Regions from separate parts of the Homo sapiens genome. Here all the other regions are linked to region 3. A link is a loop called in an ENCODE intact Hi-C map of the cell type or tissue named here. Cell type or tissue: heart right ventricle. All regions are shown on one strand. Links, peaks and the distances in the headings refer to the core of each region. The heading gives the core; the rest is flanking DNA.

Region 1 (5,919 bases), core at 637-5,636, 49 kb after region 3:
GCTATAACAATGGGGCTCACGTACAACTACGAAGTTCTGTTTGTATGCCCATGTTCCCATGCAAATATGCACATAAAAGTGTGTGTCTACATTCAGAATGTGCCCTCTCTCAAAGTAAACAGACTCTGCACGTATCCTCCTTCAAGTTATGACTCTTTTGTAACTTGGACATTCATTCAGAGCCTCTGCTTCCTCATTAGTAGAAAAGAAATAATAGGCCAGGTGCAGTGGCTCACTTCTGTAATCCCAGTACTTTGGGGGGCCAAGGTGGGCAGATGGCTTGGGCTCAGGAGTTCAAGACCAGCCTGGGCAACATGGTGAAACTCTGTTTCTGAAAAAAATACAAGTTTAGCTGGGCATGGTGGCACACCCCTGTGGTCGCAGCTACTCAGGAGGCTGAAGTAGGAGGATTGTTTGAGCCCCAGGGGTCAAGGCTGCCATGGGCTGTGATCGGGCCACTGCACTCCTGCCTTTCCCATCTGTCTCAAATGGGAGATGCTGTCTCAAACAAAAAGAAATGCTAGTACCAGACAGGTAAGGTTATTAAGATTAATTAAGATACTGCCTGGATGTCCTTAGCGCAGAGCCTGAAACTAATAAAACCTGGATAACCCTTAACTGTAATTGTTCTGAAGCAGCACTCACAGGAAATTCTGAGTCCATCACCAACCAGCATTTGTTAAGAAGGAGCAGCTGCCCAAAGGAAGTCAGCTTAAGAAGTCATAAATAATTCTGATAGAGCACAGGCAGTTTAGCAAGTGGCTTTCTCTTCACTGGGGATTGGGTTGTTGTTGTTGTTGTTGTTTTGTGTGGAATTTTGCTCTGTCGCCTAGGCTTGAGCCCAGTGCCGCAATCTCTGCTCACTGCAACCTCCACCTCCTGAGTTCAAGCAATTCTCCTGCCTCAGCCTCCTCCCAAGTAGGTGGGACTACAGGCGGGTGCCACCACGCCCGGCTATTTTTTACATTTTTAGTAGAGATTGGGTTTCACCATGTTGGCCAGGCTGATCTTGAACTCCTGACCTGAGGTGATCTACCTGCTTCAGCCTCCCAAAGTGTTGGGATTACAGGTGTGAGCCACTGCGCCTGGCCAGGGGATAGGTTTAAATTGTGTCAACATACCTGTCTTTGATCTAAGTTCAGGCCAACTTCCATTCCTCAATATTTTGTGGCTGTCACAGACCTGAGACTGACATTCCAGTTTCCGGAGCCTTTGTTCCACTCCAAAATCAGAGTTCAAAGGTTAATTTCATCAAATTCTATGTGGATGCCTTCAAAGAGTATGTCTATGCGCACAAAGAAGCCGGCCATATGCTTATGAGCATTAAATGAGTTAATATATGTGAAACAATTATAATAATGACTGGCACATAGCAATAACTCCATAAACATTTTCTGGTGCTGCTGTCGTTGTTATTGTTATCCTCCATTTGTTCAAAAAGAATGTATCAAGTGCCTGTAGATGTTCTGGGCACAAGATATACAAAGGTGAACTGAACAGACCAGATCTCTGCCTTTATGGAGCTTAGCATGTATGTGTCCATACTTGGGAGGGGGAGTGTTTAGTTCACAAAATAAACAAAGTTCTGTAAGTTGAGCAGAACAGTGAACGGCTGTGCTACCTAGATGGGTGGTAATAGACTACATTCTTGGTGAGGACAGGCCGATCTCTCTTGTTCGACACTGTTGCTCCAGCATCTTGTGAAAGCCATAGTGGGTACCTGATTTATGTTGGTTGACTAAATAAATAAATGGGTGACTTTCTGAGAGGGAGCACAGTTAAATCCGGCACAACAGGTTTTGGGTTTAGGTGGTGTGTGCAGATATGATGTAAGGTATGTAGTTTGCAGGTTCTGTTTATGTGGCAGAGTCGGCGTCAGAGTATACGTGGGTGGACGTGGGGAAGAGAATGAGGTTATGAAAGCACAGATGTACATAAGTAAAGTCTGCATACATCTGAGGTAACATGAAAAGCAAAGTCTTTGGTTGTGTGATTTTTGAAGTAAATCTGGGCTTAGGTGTGAATCTAAGTGTCGGTTCCGACTGAGGTAAACCTGGACTTGTGTCAGTGTGTGAGATTAAAATCTGGGGTTTGTTGTATGAGGGACAGAGCATCAATGAAGAGTGCTTTGCAAGGCAAAACCTAAGAATGTGTGTGTGTGTGTGTGTGTGTGTGTGTGATCTGAAATGAGGCAAATTAGGGGTGGTAAAAAGCAAACTAGGATATTATATAGAAGCTAAGAAAGGGCTTATGTGAGCCAAAGGGCTTTTGTGACTCTCAATGAAGTAAGAGGGCTTCTCTCTCAGTGTGTGTTTGTGTTGTGTGTGTAAGCCAATTCAGGACTTCATGTGAGAGTGTGGGTTTGCAAGGCAGATTCTAGAACTGGGTGTAGTTATGAGTGTCATCCTAAAGATCAGGATGAGGCAAGTCCGGGGTTCCGGGTAGGATTGTGAGTCTGTCGTAAATTTGAGTTTGTATGTGTTAGTTGTAAATCAGGACTTGGCTTTGAGATGAATCCACCTGGGTCAGCTGGGTTTTTGTGCACGAGGGACGTCAGAAAGCTTTGTGTTTGTGAGGCAAACTAGGGAGTTAGTGTGGGTGAAGCAGTCAAGTGCTGGAGTGTGAACATTTCTAAGACGTCTAAATTGCGCGAAAGTGTGTGAGGCAAGGCTGTTGCGCGAGCGGGCAGTGTGCGCCTGTGTGTGCGTGTGCGCGCGCGCCAAGTTTGGTTTGTGATTGTGATGGGCACCGACGCTGCGTCAGCCCGGGAGGCCACGTTAGGGTTGGGGGTGCGTGAGGAGGTGCGGCCGGGCGAGAGGTCCAGCGAGTGAGCCAAGCGCGGCGCTACTCTGGGCCCCTGCTCCGCGCGCTAGCTGGCTGTGTGGCTCGCTGGCTCGCTAGGGACAAGCAGGAATCGGAGCAGCACTGCCGCCTCTGGCGCGAAGGCTCAGGCGCCTCCTCCCGCCACAGTCACTGTGGCTCGGCGCACGCTGCCGGCGGCTGCCCTTTCCGCCTCTGGGGAAGAAAAACCCGCGGGCCGCTTTCGTGCTTGAACCATGGCCTCGGGCCGGAGGGGCTGGGACAGCTCCCACGAAGACGATCTGCCCGTGTACCTGGCCAGGCCGGGCACCACGGACCAGGTCCCGCGGCAGAAATACGGCGGCATGTTCTGCAACGTGGAGGGCGCCTTCGAGAGCAAGACGCTGGATTTCGATGCCCTCAGCGTGGGGCAGCGGGGCGCGAAGACTCCTCGGAGCGGCCAGGGCAGCGACCGAGGATCGGGGAGTCGGCCCGGGATCGAGGGGGACACCCCGCGCAGGGGCCAAGGCCGGGAAGAGAGCAGGGAGCCCGCGCCCGCCTCCCCCGCCCCCGCCGGGGTAGAGATCCGGAGCGCCACCGGCAAAGAGGTGTTGCAGAACCTCGGCCCCAAGGACAAGGTAAGGGGGCCCCGGGTCACTTCCCTCCTTGCCTTCGTTCCTTTCTCCAGCCCTGGCCGCCATGGCCCGGGCACAACTTTCTCCAGCTCACTTTGCACGGGGCTGGGGGACAAGGAGGAGGAAAGGGTCATCCTCCACTGAGCGTAGCGCGACTTCCTAGCCCAGACCCTGGATTCGCGCGTGTCGCCACTTGCAGCATCTTCGTGCAAGCGCGGAAGGGATGCCCGGGTTCCCCTGCCTGGAGCCGCGTCCTTTGCCCCTGCCTCCTCGCCGCACTCCTGGGCCATCCGGTCTGGGTGGGTGTGTCAGCCCGGGAAGGCTTAGTGATTTCCAGCTCTTCTCTCTAGTAGCCAACAGCACAATTGTCTTGCCCCCCTCTGGCCCTAGATTAAATCTCAACCCGGGTCACCACGGCAGAGGGCAAAGTGATGCTGGGAATATGGGGGTCATCTCCATAGTGCCCGGATGAAAGTACTGGAGGGGCGGTCTCCCCTCTCAGTCTTCAAACATCAGCTCTGTCCCTGAAACTTTTGGGTGTGGAGCCTCTAGACTAAACACGCGAATCTCTCTCTATGCCTCGCTTGTGTCTTAGCACGGCATTTCACATCTGTGTTTGTAAAGAGTGTATTTGTGTACATAGCTTGGCACAAGACTGGGTATTACAGGGGTCCAGCTGCCTCTGCAAGAATAGCATTATATTTTAGAAAATAGACGAGAGTATTAAGAGTGCACATTAAACTAGCATGAGATGCAAATTCCCTGCTGCTCTTAAATGTGCCAAAGCCAATTTCTTCTGTATGTGTATTTTTGAGAAACTTATGTCACACTGAACTGACTGAAGGGATGGCATTGAAATCTAGCTTGCCCTGATTTATGTGTCTATTTCACAGAGACTCAGAGATGTAGTTCAGAAAATGCAGGGCCTGGCAGGGCTGGAGACTTCAGAGTTCAAACTGAAGCTTTCAGTTGGGGAATAATAATAATCAGATGCCCTCACCCTTGTCTAGGTAATGGCCGCAAAATCCATCCGCATGTATTATTCTGCACTAATATGGTTAGGAATAACAACCTGAAATGGAAATGTCTGCCTCAGAGCAATTACAGTTAATGCTTATTCAGGTTTTAGTTGTTTTTCCATTAAAATGCAATGAGCTAGTGAAAGAACAGCATCTCTGTTCACTGTTTGATTTTTGAAAGTTTAGACAAACCAACCAACCAACCTTTGACTACTAAGACCACCAGGGAAAATAAGTGCTGAAGTTAGTGCTGTTCAAGGGTACCACTTGGAAAACAATGTCGGCTTCCTCTGAAATCATTCATTTAGTTTGTGATTTTCACATCATCCTTTTAGTGCGTGATTCCCCTAAGCCCTTGCTTACCAACGTTTTAGGGAAAACTTCTGATATTTTGCAAATGTTTTGGTTGATATCTAAACTGAAGAAGAACCCTATAGAAAGGTTATTCCTTTCTTCATGTCTGACTTGTCCATATTGAAATGTTCCCTTCCTGACTGGAACGGGCGGGAGTAGTGATGGAAAAGGTCGGTAACAATTGCTGTGAGTCAGTGCTATTCCCTTTGCTGAAACACCCCTGATGTAAGCCAGATAATATGCTGGGTTTGCAAGATTTAAGAATGGTAACTAGAGAAAGGGAAAATATTCCTCCTTTAAACCTAGCAATTCTCCCGTTTTCCTCCCTTTTGCAAACCCTATACTTTTGGCTACTAATTGAGAAATAATAATACAACCTAGGCATCAGCAGGATTTCTAGTGCTACATAGTCATTTGTAAGTTTGGGCTTGCCATCTGCTTCATCCAGGCCATGTTATTATCTCTAATTTGGTTGAATCACACTGTTAGAAGAGACCACGGAGGTTATCAAGTTCTGAACTTGTTGTTTATTTCCTTGAGGGTAGAGATTGTGTATTTGGATTTATCTATGTGGCTAGAATGCTTGGCACATTGGAGGTGCTCAATAAATGTTTGATACACTAAACCTCCTTAATTAAACCATCTGTTTTGCCACATAGCTGGCAAAATGATCATCTGGCCTCTGCTTAAATACAACCATTGTCAGGGAGCTCACTACCTCATGAAGCAACTTTTTGGACAACTTTACTTAAAAAAAAAAAAAAATTAAGCCCAAATCTACCTACCTGTAGTTTCTACAAATTATTCTTAGTTCTGACCTTTGGAAATATAAGGGTAAATATATTTCCTTATTATGAGACATTTTAATGATTTTTAGGTATGTGCACTCTTGTATCTGTCAGAAAAGGCTGGGTGATGCCATAGTAACAAACAACCCCCAACTCTCAGCAGCTTAATAAAAAACATAACAACATATTTCTTGCTCCTATTTGTCCAGTGTGAGTCAACAGGGAAGCTCTATTCATTATTGTGCCTAACTTGATGGAGGCTCCATCTCTACACATCTGTGTATAGTATGTGGCAAATTGTATACACACTTAATTCCTTGCTGA
Region 2 (5,919 bases), core at 637-5,636, 330 kb after region 3:
ACTTTGAATATCGCAGGCTGTGTACCCCCACCCTGTGATATTGTTCCTAAAATCCAGGAAGGGAGAGGATGTTACTTTCCATATAGCAGGAGGAGTACACCCACCCTGGGATTCTGTTCCTAATATCAAGGGAACGGGGGAGAGCGTAATATTACTCAAAATATCGCAGGGGGTGTACATCCCCCCTGTGATACTGTTCTTACCATTCAAACAAAGAGAGGATGACATTACTCCAGATATCGAAGAAAATGTAAAACCCCTGTGATATTGTTCCTAATATCCATAAGAGGAGAAGAGGGTATTAATCCCCATATCGCAGGAGGTATACACTCATACTGATATTTTTCCTAATATGCAGGGAGAAAGGATAATAATATTGCCAATATCGCAGGGGTTGTACACCCCGCGTGAGATTGTCTTTAATATTCAAAGGCGGAGGGGATGCTATTAACTACCAATATCGCAGAAAGTGTACACCCCCCAGGGATATTGTTCCTATGATCCAGGAGAGAAGAGGGTAATACCTTAAATATCACAGAAGTGGTACACGCGTCCAGGGATATTGTTTCTAATTTTAACGTGGAAGACAATGATATGACACCCAATATCACAGGGAGTATAAACACTCCTGTGATATTGTTTATAATATTCAGAGGGGAAGAGGATGATATTACTCCCAATACTGCAGAGGGTGTACACCCGTGTGTGAAATAGTTGGTAATTTCCAGAGGGGGAGATGATATTACTCACAGCATCGTAAACAGGCTGTGAGTCTACCGTGGATTGTAATAGCGGGGTGTGGGGGCGGGGAGAGGAAGGGGTTATTACTCCCCATATGGCGGGGGGTGGCTCACCACCCTGCGATGTGGATCGTAATAGCCAGGGGGGTAGGGGGGACTATTACTCCCCGTAAGGCAGAGGGGTGTCTCACCCCCTTGCCATATGGATCGTAATAGCCGGGGGGTTGGGGGCAGAGGGGGTGCTGTAACCCCCCATATCGCCGGGGGTTGCCTCAGCCCCCTGCGATGTGGATCGTAATAGCCAGTGGGGGAGAGGGTGTCCTATTACTCCCCATATCGCAAGGGGGTGCCTCACCCCATTGTGCAGTGGATCGTAATAGCCGGGGCGGGCGAGGGGGATGCTATTACTCCCCGAATCGCAGGGGTGTGCCTGATGGACCTGCGATGTGGATCATAATAGCCAGGGGTTGGAGAGGGGGTTGCTATTACTCCCCCTATCGCAGGGGTGTGGCTCACCCCCCCGCCATGTAGCCAGGCGTGGAGGAGGGTGGGGTGCTATTACTCCTTATTTCCCAGGGGGGTGCTTCACCCCCTGTGATGTGTATCGTAATATCCAGGGAGGGAAGTGGGGGTGCTATTACTTTCCATATCGCATGGGGGTGCCTCCCCAACTTCCCGGCCCGGGCTCGGATTCCCCTGAAGAGACACGTCCTGCGTCGCCATGGTGGTGGGCATGGGGGTGGCGGGTCGGAGCCTGCTGATCTTAGAAAGGGAAAGGCGAGATTGCCATTAAGACTTCCCTTGGGGTTATGACGGGAGACCAAGACAGTGGTGAGAATTTTACAGGATCCTAACAGGAAAGATCCTTAAAGGACTGTGGTCTGGTAGATTTTTTTTTTCTTTCTTTCCGTTTTATTGCACAGGGAATTGAGGCACAAAGACAGAAAATACTTGCCCAGTGTAGCATAACAGTTAGTGGAGAGAACCTTTGGTAGGCCCAGGTCGCCTGGCTCCCAGCCTCCAAATTTCCCAGGCACCTTTGTTGCCCTTGCTCTCTGTGGGTGGAAGTGGGGGCCGGACGGGGCAGAGATGAAGACCGAAGTGCTGGCGGTTTCTCTGTTCTTATCCATGGCAGGTCTCCATACAGCTCTTTGTAATAATCAACACGATTGAAATAGTTTCTTATTGTTTCCATCTCTAACCCAAGAATCACACACACCTAAGCCTACGCAGATTGGGCACATAGGTTGCCTCTGTCATGGTGACGGTGGGCGGGGTCAATGGAGAGTGTGGGTCTATTCTAGGTGTGGGGTGAGGACAACTTCTTTTCAGCTCCACCTTTCCCTGCCATGTGGGAATGCCAGCTCAGCACTGCTAAATATTCAGATTTTTCAAGAGAAGCTGGAAACGAGAACTTTTGTATTAAATCTTCCTTATTTTTAAACATGGACAGAATTTTTAAATGTGAAACAAAAGGTGGTAAAACAAAGTGTGTCTGTGGCTGACATATCTGTTTCAGATTTCCATTGTTTGATCTATGGAGATGTAAAGTTCCACAGAGTGAAGGAATCATATTGGTTTTGTTTAACATTTTTGGGACCAGATCCTAGGATAGTGCCTGATACACCTGAAATATCCGCTGAACTTGTTGGAGTGCTAGTGGTCGCCTTATGGTCAAGAGCCCCATAATGGATTCAATTAAAAGAATATTACAAGATAACACTATTGTCATCTAGCCCTTTTCCTCTTCTTTCTTTCATTCCCGTCATGGGCTACACACTACCCTAGTATGTTAAAACTTGGAATAATCTTTAACTCTCACTAACTCACTTGTTTACTTTAAATTTGGGGTCCGGATGAAGAGTTTTGCCCTAAGCTGCACAATGTGATGGTGGCAGAGCTGGGTAAAAACGTACCCCCCGTGCTATTGCCCTATCACCTTCTGTTGTTGCCAACGCCTTATGAAAAACCTGAGAGAGGATTAGATACTATGAATGAACATTTGGTGTTCAATTAGGGGCAAGTTGCAAAAGAGGGCTAAACACAACCAAGTTTAGGAAAAAAATAGAGTTTTTAAGGAATTCATTTTTGCGAGAGAATTTTCTTTTTAGGCAAAAATCAGGCACCTGGCAAAAAAAAAAAAAAAAAATATATATATATATATATATAGCCTTTGTATAACACTGGGGACTTCACAAAACATTTTGATTATCTTCATGGCATTGGAGATGCACTACAAATTTGTTGGGTCTGTAAGTCTCTTTTTTTCCCCTGGGGAAATAACAATCAAGGAAATTGAAACTGCAAGAAAGTGATCTGAGACTTGAACTGAAGTCTATGGAAAACTCTTTAATTTGGTGTTCTGGTTGGCATGGAGGGCTTTGGAGTCAAGCACTCTTTCATCCAAATGCCAGCTCCACCAATAATATATCTGAGATGTTGGACAAGTCACTTAAAGGCCCTAAACCTCAGTTTTCCATTTTCAGTAAAGGAACCAATGGTCATCTCTATCAGCTTTTGAGATTAATATCAGGATTAATGAAGGATTAAATGAGATTTTATATATATATTGCACTTAAAACAGTGCTAGGCAGCACAGAGTAAACACTCAGAAACTGACAACTGTTAAGGTCATTTTAATTAGCAGGCCACCAGGTTATGCCCAAATACCTCTCATGTCTGTTGTCTAAATCTTTCTTCTGTTGGAATAGTCACTTTGACTTAAAATAAAACTAGCCAGTCATAATGTATTTGTTCATGTAAAGGCACGGCATACCATAGGTTCTATAGAAAAATAGTGATGCTTATTTTGCCTCATATTCATGCTGTCAAATGCAGAACTGTTTCACAGAGCTGATTGTGTTTTTATCTTTTATTTATTCAGTTGTTCATGCTCTCTTGTTGGTGTTCCCATCTTAAACATAGCTAGCTTTTGGGGAAATTCAGAGACTGCCACAAGAAGGGTGCTTGGGAGACTAGACTGCATTCTTGAAACAATCTCTGGAGCCCCCCAGTGGAGAGGGGAATGAAGTAAAGACTAAGCCAGTGAGAAAGTCTTGTCCAGATAGATACACAAAATTTTTTACAATTAAAAAAGTAAATAATGGCTTACAACACAAATTTGAATACCATGCGGTTTCAACTATATCACTGGTGGCTTAAAACTGTATGCTGGGTTCCACTGCATTTAGACAGGGCCTGATACTGTCCAATCCCGGTCACTCTGTCCACCTTTATCTATGATCTGTTCACTCCACTCCAGCCCATCAGCCCTTCTGCTCTTTGCAGATCACACTGAGCTTGTCCCCACCCCAGGACATTTGAGTGGCTCTTACTTATGCATGAATGCAGTTCTAGACTTTTCCTCATTCAGCTGTCTGCTCATATTTCTCCTGCTCAGGAAGACCTCCCCTCAACTCTTCTGATGTTGTTTCCTCACCACTTCCTCCATTCTCCACTGTACACCCTAATTCCTTCCATCATGTCACTCATCATGAGCTATCATTATTTTGCTTGTGTAACAACTTTGCTGTGTTTCTCCTCATTGAGTGCAGCTTCCATGAGGATAAGAACATCTCTCTTGTCCACCATTATATATACAGGACTGAATCCAGTATTTGGCACATTAAATAAATTGCTAACATAATTACATGTTTATTATTTCCATCATTCTTTCCATTGAGTAATTTAGGAGGAAAATATGAAGAAGACACCTTGTACTGCAAAGCAGTAACCATTCACTGGTGAAGTAAACAGACCTTTTACAGTGCTATGTTTAAAGGGAACAAAGAAAAGTTGGAAACTGTTACTGGACCTGAGGATTTTGTGGTTTGGATAGAGGCAGAAACCACAGCCTGAGATTGACAGGTGCCTGGCTGGGAGCCCTCGCAAAGCACTGACCAGATCAGCTATCTCTGCCTCAAAGAGCCAGAAGCCTCAGTAACATTTGATCTGTGTCTTGAAAGATGAATAGAGTGTCACTAGACAGAGAGGAGGGCATTCGAGGTTTGGAGAATGGAGGCATAAAAAGCATAATATCTGGGGAGAGTTATTAGAAGTTTAGTGTGATTGTAGTGTAGGGAGTGTAGTGATGAGGGAAAGATCTTGGAAAACCAAGTCTTCTGTGAAAAAGTTTACAGTTTAAACCATCGCAGCAATAGGAAGCCTTTTAGATGTGTTAGCAGGAAAATAGACCTCATTAGAGTTGAGTTTTAGTAAGATTACTCTGCCCTCTTTACACATGACAAAGCCTTATTTTCTGCTGGCTGGATATGCAAATTACTTTACTAAAAAGATGAGTTATCATAACAAAAAGAAAATTCTCCTTAATTATAAGAAAATAATCAGGTCCTAGCACAATGTCTCATATTTAGGAAATTATCTATTAATTGTTGAATCCAACTCAATGTTCAGTTTTACCTGCTTTGCTCACTTCTACAAATACCATCACATTCAGAGAGTACATACAATAACCTCCTACAGAAGATTTTTCTTTAGATATTATCTTGACAGAGATCATCCATTTTATTTTCCAATTTCATTGAGTGATTGGAGTTTACAGTTTCTAAACAGCCGTTACAAATTCTGTAACCTCAAGTTCATTATCTGTTTAATAACCCATTCCCACAGTTTTGATCATTTGTCTACAGTGGGGAAAACACCATGCTGGGAACTGGAGATACAAAGATAAATAAACCAGTCTTTGCTCTTGAGGAGCAAGCACTCTAGTGAGCTCACAGTACATATCATGCTGCCTTCACTACTAGTCACCCCTGTGAGTTTGACATAATTTAATTGACAGAGAGAGAGGGAAACAACCCTAGGAAGTAATGGGGACATTTTATTTCTAGGGCTGCAAAGAAAAGCTAGAGATAGTATTAAAATATTCCCTATTACATGATTATTAGAAAAATATTATTACCTGAGAAGGAGAAGGAAAGTGGATATGAGTTATGGTTTCTAATATGTGTGCGTGTGTGTGTGTACTCATTTATTCAACTGCATTGAGGTGTGAATAGTTTAATTGCTCCCCAGAAAACTTGCATAGTAGAGCATTGTTGTTGAGCAAAAATAGCGTTAGCATCAAATTGACCCAAGTTTATTTCCTTATTCACCACCTAGAGCTTCATAAGCTGGTGCAAGTCATTTAGACCCTGAGAGTTTTTGTTTCTTAAACTGT
Region 3 (5,919 bases), core at 634-5,633:
CTGTAATCCCAGCACTTTGGGAAGCCAAGGTGGGCAGATCATTTGAGGTGAGAAGTTCGAGACCAGCCTGACCAACATGGTGAAACCCTGTCTCTACTAAAAATACAAAAAAAATTAGCCAGGTGTGTTGGCGCATGCCTGTAATCTCAGCCACTGGGGAGCCTGAAGCAGGAGAATCTCTTGAACCCTGGAGGTGGAGGTTGCAGTGAGCCGAGATCGCACCACTGCACTCCAGCGTGGGCAACAAAGCAAGACTCCGTCTTAAAAAATAAAAATAAATAAAGTATACTCAAATTATTCTAAAAAGTATTTGGGTAATCTCATATTAATTTAAATTAACACTAAACCATATGTCTCCAACACACACACACACACACACACACACACACACGCACGCATACACAATTATTACATAAAATCAGGAATCTGAGAGAAAGGTGACTAGATCACAACAAAGAAACTCTCCATCCTCTCCCCTACTCTATTGCTGTGGGTATGCAGAGAAGGATTTGCTGCCCTTACCCTAAGAAGCTGGAGACTATGTTAGGCTCCATGGGAATAAACAAGGAAATTGCAACAAAGTGAATTACATACAACTACCAAAAAATCTCAGTAAAGGAAAGCATTTGCTCATTAAATATCTGGACATGTAAATCTCAGAAATTTTATCTTGGCCTGATGTGGGCAATAAATTAAACTATATTAGTTCACTTTCTTTCTTTCTTTCTTTCTTTCTTTCTTTCTTTCTTTCTTTCTTTCTTTCTTTCTTTCTTTCTTTCTTTTTTTTTTTTTTGCCTAGTTACAACTCTCTACCCCCAAGCTGAGCCCACCCAGGGTGATTCTTCAAGAGAATATAATTGGGGAATTTTGGTCTCAGTGTGAGGCCTTCAGAACTTAATCACAGGAGTCCAGAATCAAACAGCCCTTAAAAAGCAGTTCTTTCAGTTTTTATACAAAGAACTTCCTGGAACACAAGGAAGCATCATACTGGCTCAGCCCAGCATCTACTCCCCCTCACAGAACTAGACTGACTATCCTTGTCTCAGGTGGCTCCTCAGGCAGTGGGCGAGTCCTTTCTATCAGTCCTTTCTCTCATGGTTCCCTCTGTTCCTACCTTTGAAAGAGAAGCCAAGCTGAGTGATTAAGAGTCTGCCCTTGTAAGAAAAGGAGTTGGGAATTACAAGATGATGTAGCTGGCAACTTCCCTAGCTGAAAAGAGAAACACGCAAGTCTAATTTTTATGCTCTTCTGCTTTTGAATCACAGTTTTTTAAAAAATCAAATAATAATAATATGTCAAGGAAAAAGCAAGGTCCCACCAGACTCCTGGAAAGGAGCCTTTGTGTTGAGTAGGGAAATGTATGTGAACACATGAATTAGAGAAGCCAAGAATTTAGAAAGGGAAGGAATGTGGAGGGATCCAGAGGGGAATACTGTGTCTAGGAGGGAAAAGAAGTTGAAACCAGCAAGATGGGGAGGCAATGGAAAGGAGGATTGGGAGAGAGAGAGACAGTGTGTGTCTGGCGCTTAGACAGAAAAAAAAAATAGAAAAAGAACAGAAATAAGAAAAGTAGATTTCTCGAAGTTTGGACATATATTTGAGATGTTCATGTATTTGTAAAAGAAACGAATCAGCCTTCAAGCTGCTGTAGGGTGGGCAGAGACAGCTAGGGGATCCCGTCCATTAGGGTTATAGTTCTTTTTTTATTTAATGCTTTGAAAAGGCAAAATAGATCAATTTACCTGTCTAAATTCAGTACCTTGGACTTCTTTAGCAAATAAGCTATTTAGTGAGCTTTCTTTCCTGTTCTGATGGCAGATTTTTTCTTCTGCTGGAGTGACAGGGGAGAATAGGGGATATGAGATAGAATTATTCTTTCCTCAACTAGTCTTTCTATCATGACTGGATTTCAGTTCAGCTATACTTTAATAAACCCATATTTTGAGCTTAGCATGTTCAGATGTTTATGATTTCTTTTTCTATATGTAAAAGAACAAAGATTAAGAGGTTTAGAAACTTACCCCAAGTTCCATGGCCAAAATGTGAAGACATGTTTTGATTCCTGGATGGGAGTTCTTTCCACCACAGCTGTCACCTGTGTATTTCTCAAAGTGTGGTCCGCAGATCAACAGCATCCACATCCTCAGAGAGCACAGTAGGAATACAGCATCCTAAGTCCTACCCCAGACCTCCTGAATCAGAATCTGCATGTTAAGCAGGCCCCCAGGTGGTTCATAAGCACGTTTTGGTTTGGGAAGCTGGCATTCCATCATACTGCCTTCTCCAGCTAGAGGGCATTCCTCTCTAGCCACAGCTTTATTCTGGCTATGAAATAGCTGAGAAAAGCTCTGTGTGAACTTGAAAAAAATCTATGCCATTAAGACACTATAGAGGATACAAAGCAAGCCAGAGAACAGAGGGTACAGAATAATTCTATTTTAAAATATATATTTTTGAGACGGGATCTCATTCTGTCACCCAGGCTGGAGTGCAGTGGCACAATCATGGCTCACTGCAGCCTCAACCTTCAAGGCTCAATCAATCCTCTTACCTCAGCCTCCCGGGTAGCTGGGACCACAGATGTGCACCACCATGCCCGGCTAATTTTTGTATTTTTTTAGAGACCAGGTTTTGCCATGTTGCCCGAGTTAGTCTCAAATTCCTAGACCCAAGTGATCCACCTGCCTCAGCTTCCCAAAGTGTTACAATAAATTATATATATAATAGGTATATATATCCATGCAGAAAATAAAGGCTAGAAAGATTTAGGAGAAAATGTTGTCTCTGGTGATGCGATGATAGGCAATCTTGTCTCCTTACTTTTTTTTTCATTGTTCTAGTTTTCTTTTAGAAACACCTGTTAATTTTGAAAAGTTAGGTTTTCTACAGTAATCTTTACTAAATTTGGCTTGCTAAGGGGTGAGAAAAGTAATGCATGAGAAATCTGGGAATTGGCATGAGTGATCCCAATAGAATGCCACTACTGAGGTTTTCTTGGATATTAATGGGCACATAGGGTTCACCGTGTTTATCAGCCTCCTGCACCTACTCTACTCATGTCCAGGGAGGGGTTCATTCTTCTGGCCCCCAGGGGGCAGTCCTCCATAAGTTTACAAAAGCCTACTCTTTTTCCCCCACAGTGTGAATAATCAGGCATCATATTGGCCACAACTCAGCTACACCAAGGTCTGAGAGATTCTGGGCACTTTAACAACAACAGCAAAATACTATAGACACCGAGAGATAATATTTTATAAACAGAGGCAAAATCCCCAAATAAACAGAAAAGAAACAGAACACAAACCACCCACATTGCTCAGCCATAGCACCAAAAGATTTCCATCTACAAGAACATTCTTGTGTTTGGGGAGGGAGGGCAAAGGTGGGAAGGATATACACAACAAAGACATTAGACACAAGGTTCAGATTGCTAAGGTCCGCTTCTATTAATACCTCCTACTATCTGTTAAACCTTGGGCAAGTCACTTAACTGTTCTGCTCCTCTATTTCATCCATTGTCACTTTCTCAATCTGCAGCCTTGAAGATTTTCTGAGTGCTTTAAAAACTGTGAAGTGTGCAAAGATAAGCTTCTTTGCTGTGCTGGTTGCTCAACATTTTCCCTCTGGATCCATTCTAACCCCTTCTCTGAGTTAGTCTGTGCCTTGAGATGCTGATGTTTTTGGATTGTGTCATACAGGCTCTCTGGCCCATTGGCATCTGTTGGGAAGTAACAATTAAGAGATTAGAGAACAGGAGAAGACAGAGGTAGACACTTCCTTGCCAGATACCTATGTTATCTTAAAGAAGCCCCAGAAGAATAGCACTACCAACTTATTACGCAACGCTGACGGCTAAAAGGCATGCTTGAGATTTTACAGTTGTTTTGTGCTAATTATTAAATGTCAGGTTTTCTTATTCACCTTGTTGCCAAACACTGAATAAACCTCAGAATGTTAGAATAGGGTGCAATTTGGGGTATTAGCTTAGTAGTTTCCAAACTACAGTGACAGTCATCTGGTATCCAAAGAACGGTGGAACAGAACACCAAGTGTGTGTGCTTGTCTGCGGCATTGCCTGCAGGTGGAATAAATCATGTGTCACATACAGAAACTCCCTATTATTTTCCAAGTATATGTAAATGGACTTACAACAAAATGCAAGGTCTTAGAAAGGCACGACAGAATTCATGGGGGCTTGTAACTCATTGCATAATTTTTCAATAAGCAGTAATTAAAAGGGCCGTTTTTTAATCTACAAATTTTGGAAACAACTAGGTTCACTTCTAATGAAATCAAACTTTTTATTGTTTTTGTTCATCATTTCAGGTAAATTATTTTCCCTTCCTTTGATTCATTCAACAAAAACTAAGTGAGATCCTCATATATGTTTAGCATTGAGCTAAACATTTGTATTTCTTCCAAAAGTGAAAAAAAAAAATCAACTCATGGACCTTATGTTCTAATGACAAAGGAGTTCATCATACAAATTATTACACAAATATTTGCTTAAATTAAATTTGTGACAAATGCTACGAATCGAAGTTATAGGCTGAGAATGTAGATATACTAGGGGACATAGCCCATTCTAAAGTGTTAGTCAATAAGAAAGAGATACAATATTGAAGTTGAGACTTAATAATACCACTGAAGGAAGCCACTTTGCCATAATTTGTTCTTCACTAAGCCAGTGGACACCACCCAGGACTTCAACAAGTGTCTCCTGCAGCTGGTGTTATGCAAACTGCTCAGTAACTTCCCAATGTCTTGCTCTTGAACTTAGGCAAGAAAGAACTCTAAAATGAGCATCTTAAAATTGTCAATATATTCCTTTCAACTCTTGTTAAAACTGGGCATTTTGCTTCTTGCCATGCATGTATTTTTCAAGATGCTAATCTTAAGGCCCTTCATGGGCTGTGCATGGTGGCTCACGCCTGTAATCCCAGCACTTTGGGAGGCTGAGGGGAGCAGATCACCTGAGGTCGGGAATTTGAGACCAGTCTGACCAACATGGAGAAACTCTGTCTCTACTAAAAATACAAAAGCCGGTCATGGTGGCACTCGCCTGTAATCCCAGCTACTTGGGAGGCTGAGGCAGGAGAATTGCTTGAACCTGGGAGGCAGAGGTTGCAGTGAGCCGAGATCGTGCCATTGCACTCCAGTCTGGGCAAAAAAAAAAAAAAAAGTCCCTTCGTGCTAGATTGTAACAGAGGATGGTGAAGTAGAAGTTTCATTATGATGAGTAGTATTTTTCCTTACTATTGGAAAATTAACCCAGAGTGGATGAAATGTGAATGTATTTGCTTAGTTTATCTTTAAAAATACTCTGGACTATATTTGAATAAATTTATTAGTCTTTGATTCTTAGAATGTTTTTTCAGATTTTAAGTGTGTATATATATACATATATATAGTGTTGTGTTTATATATACGTGTGTATATATATACACATATATAGTGTTGTGTATATATATACAAGTGTATATATATGTATGTGTGTGTGTGTGTGTGTGTGTGTATATATATATATATATATAGAGAGAGAGAGAGAGAGAGAGAGTTGATTCAGAACCCAGTTTTAGCATGTGCTGTGGATAAGGTGATTTTAAGAGGTCAGATTGGGGGAAGGGAGCTCTTATTTTCTAAAATTATGGTTGTCAAGGCTACAAAGTTGAATTAAACTTACTTTGCAAAATCCTTGAAATCTTCTAATGTTTGAGGAAAAGAAAACTTTATGCATATCATATAAAGTAAATCAATATCAGCAAGGACCTTGGCAATACCCTAATGAGCCCTAAGTGAATGTAATCATGGAAACAGTAGAGAAGTGGTAAAATAAGACTCAGCCATTGCAAAATCCCTTGGCAATTGTTGAGTGAGGGCTGTACATAAAGCAAAGCCCACACTGGAAAACTGAGGGAG

The links. A loop is a pair of places that touch in the nucleus more often than their neighbours do. Peaks named below come from ENCODE experiments on the same cell type or tissue, not always from the same donor. Only the 100,000 strongest peaks of a DNase experiment are listed, where the experiment ranks them.
Region 1: it touches region 3 in a loop (3-fold over the local background); 31 of 110 quality-filtered maps call a loop at or near these places.
Region 2: a loop joins it to region 3, with 4 times the contacts of the local background. A loop is called at or near these places in 37 of 110 quality-filtered maps.

Annotation. Positions count from the first base shown.
Region 1 is chr5:147,506,996-147,512,914 of GRCh38, reverse strand. DPYSL3 (dihydropyrimidinase like 3) reads left to right here and starts at 2,847. Exons shown (of 14, transcript NM_001197294.2): 1 at 2,847-3,437. The coding sequence starts at 3,057. In heart right ventricle, for the core only: a CTCF peak has its summit at 2,934; DNase peaks (open chromatin) are centred at 2,904, 3,618 and 3,851; H3K4me3 peaks cover 3,106 bases; H3K27ac peaks cover 3,404 bases; H3K27me3 peaks cover 450 bases.
Region 2 is chr5:147,222,224-147,228,142 of GRCh38, reverse strand. All of the region lies in intron 1 of STK32A-AS1 (STK32A antisense RNA 1), which reads left to right. Among named protein-coding and RNA genes, the nearest start is that of STK32A-AS1, 9.7 kb to the left of the region's middle. In heart right ventricle, for the core only: a CTCF peak has its summit at 3,747 (motif pointing left); no DNase peak of the experiment used is centred there.
Region 3 is chr5:147,556,240-147,562,158 of GRCh38, reverse strand. JAKMIP2-AS1 (JAKMIP2 antisense RNA 1) reads right to left here and starts at 2,165. Exons shown (of 4, transcript NR_038902.1): 1 at 2,022-2,165. RefSeq lists enhancers at 437-1,366, 5,838-5,919. In heart right ventricle, for the core only: a CTCF peak has its summit at 3,070 (motif pointing right); a DNase peak (open chromatin) is centred at 3,088; H3K27ac peaks cover 1,363 bases.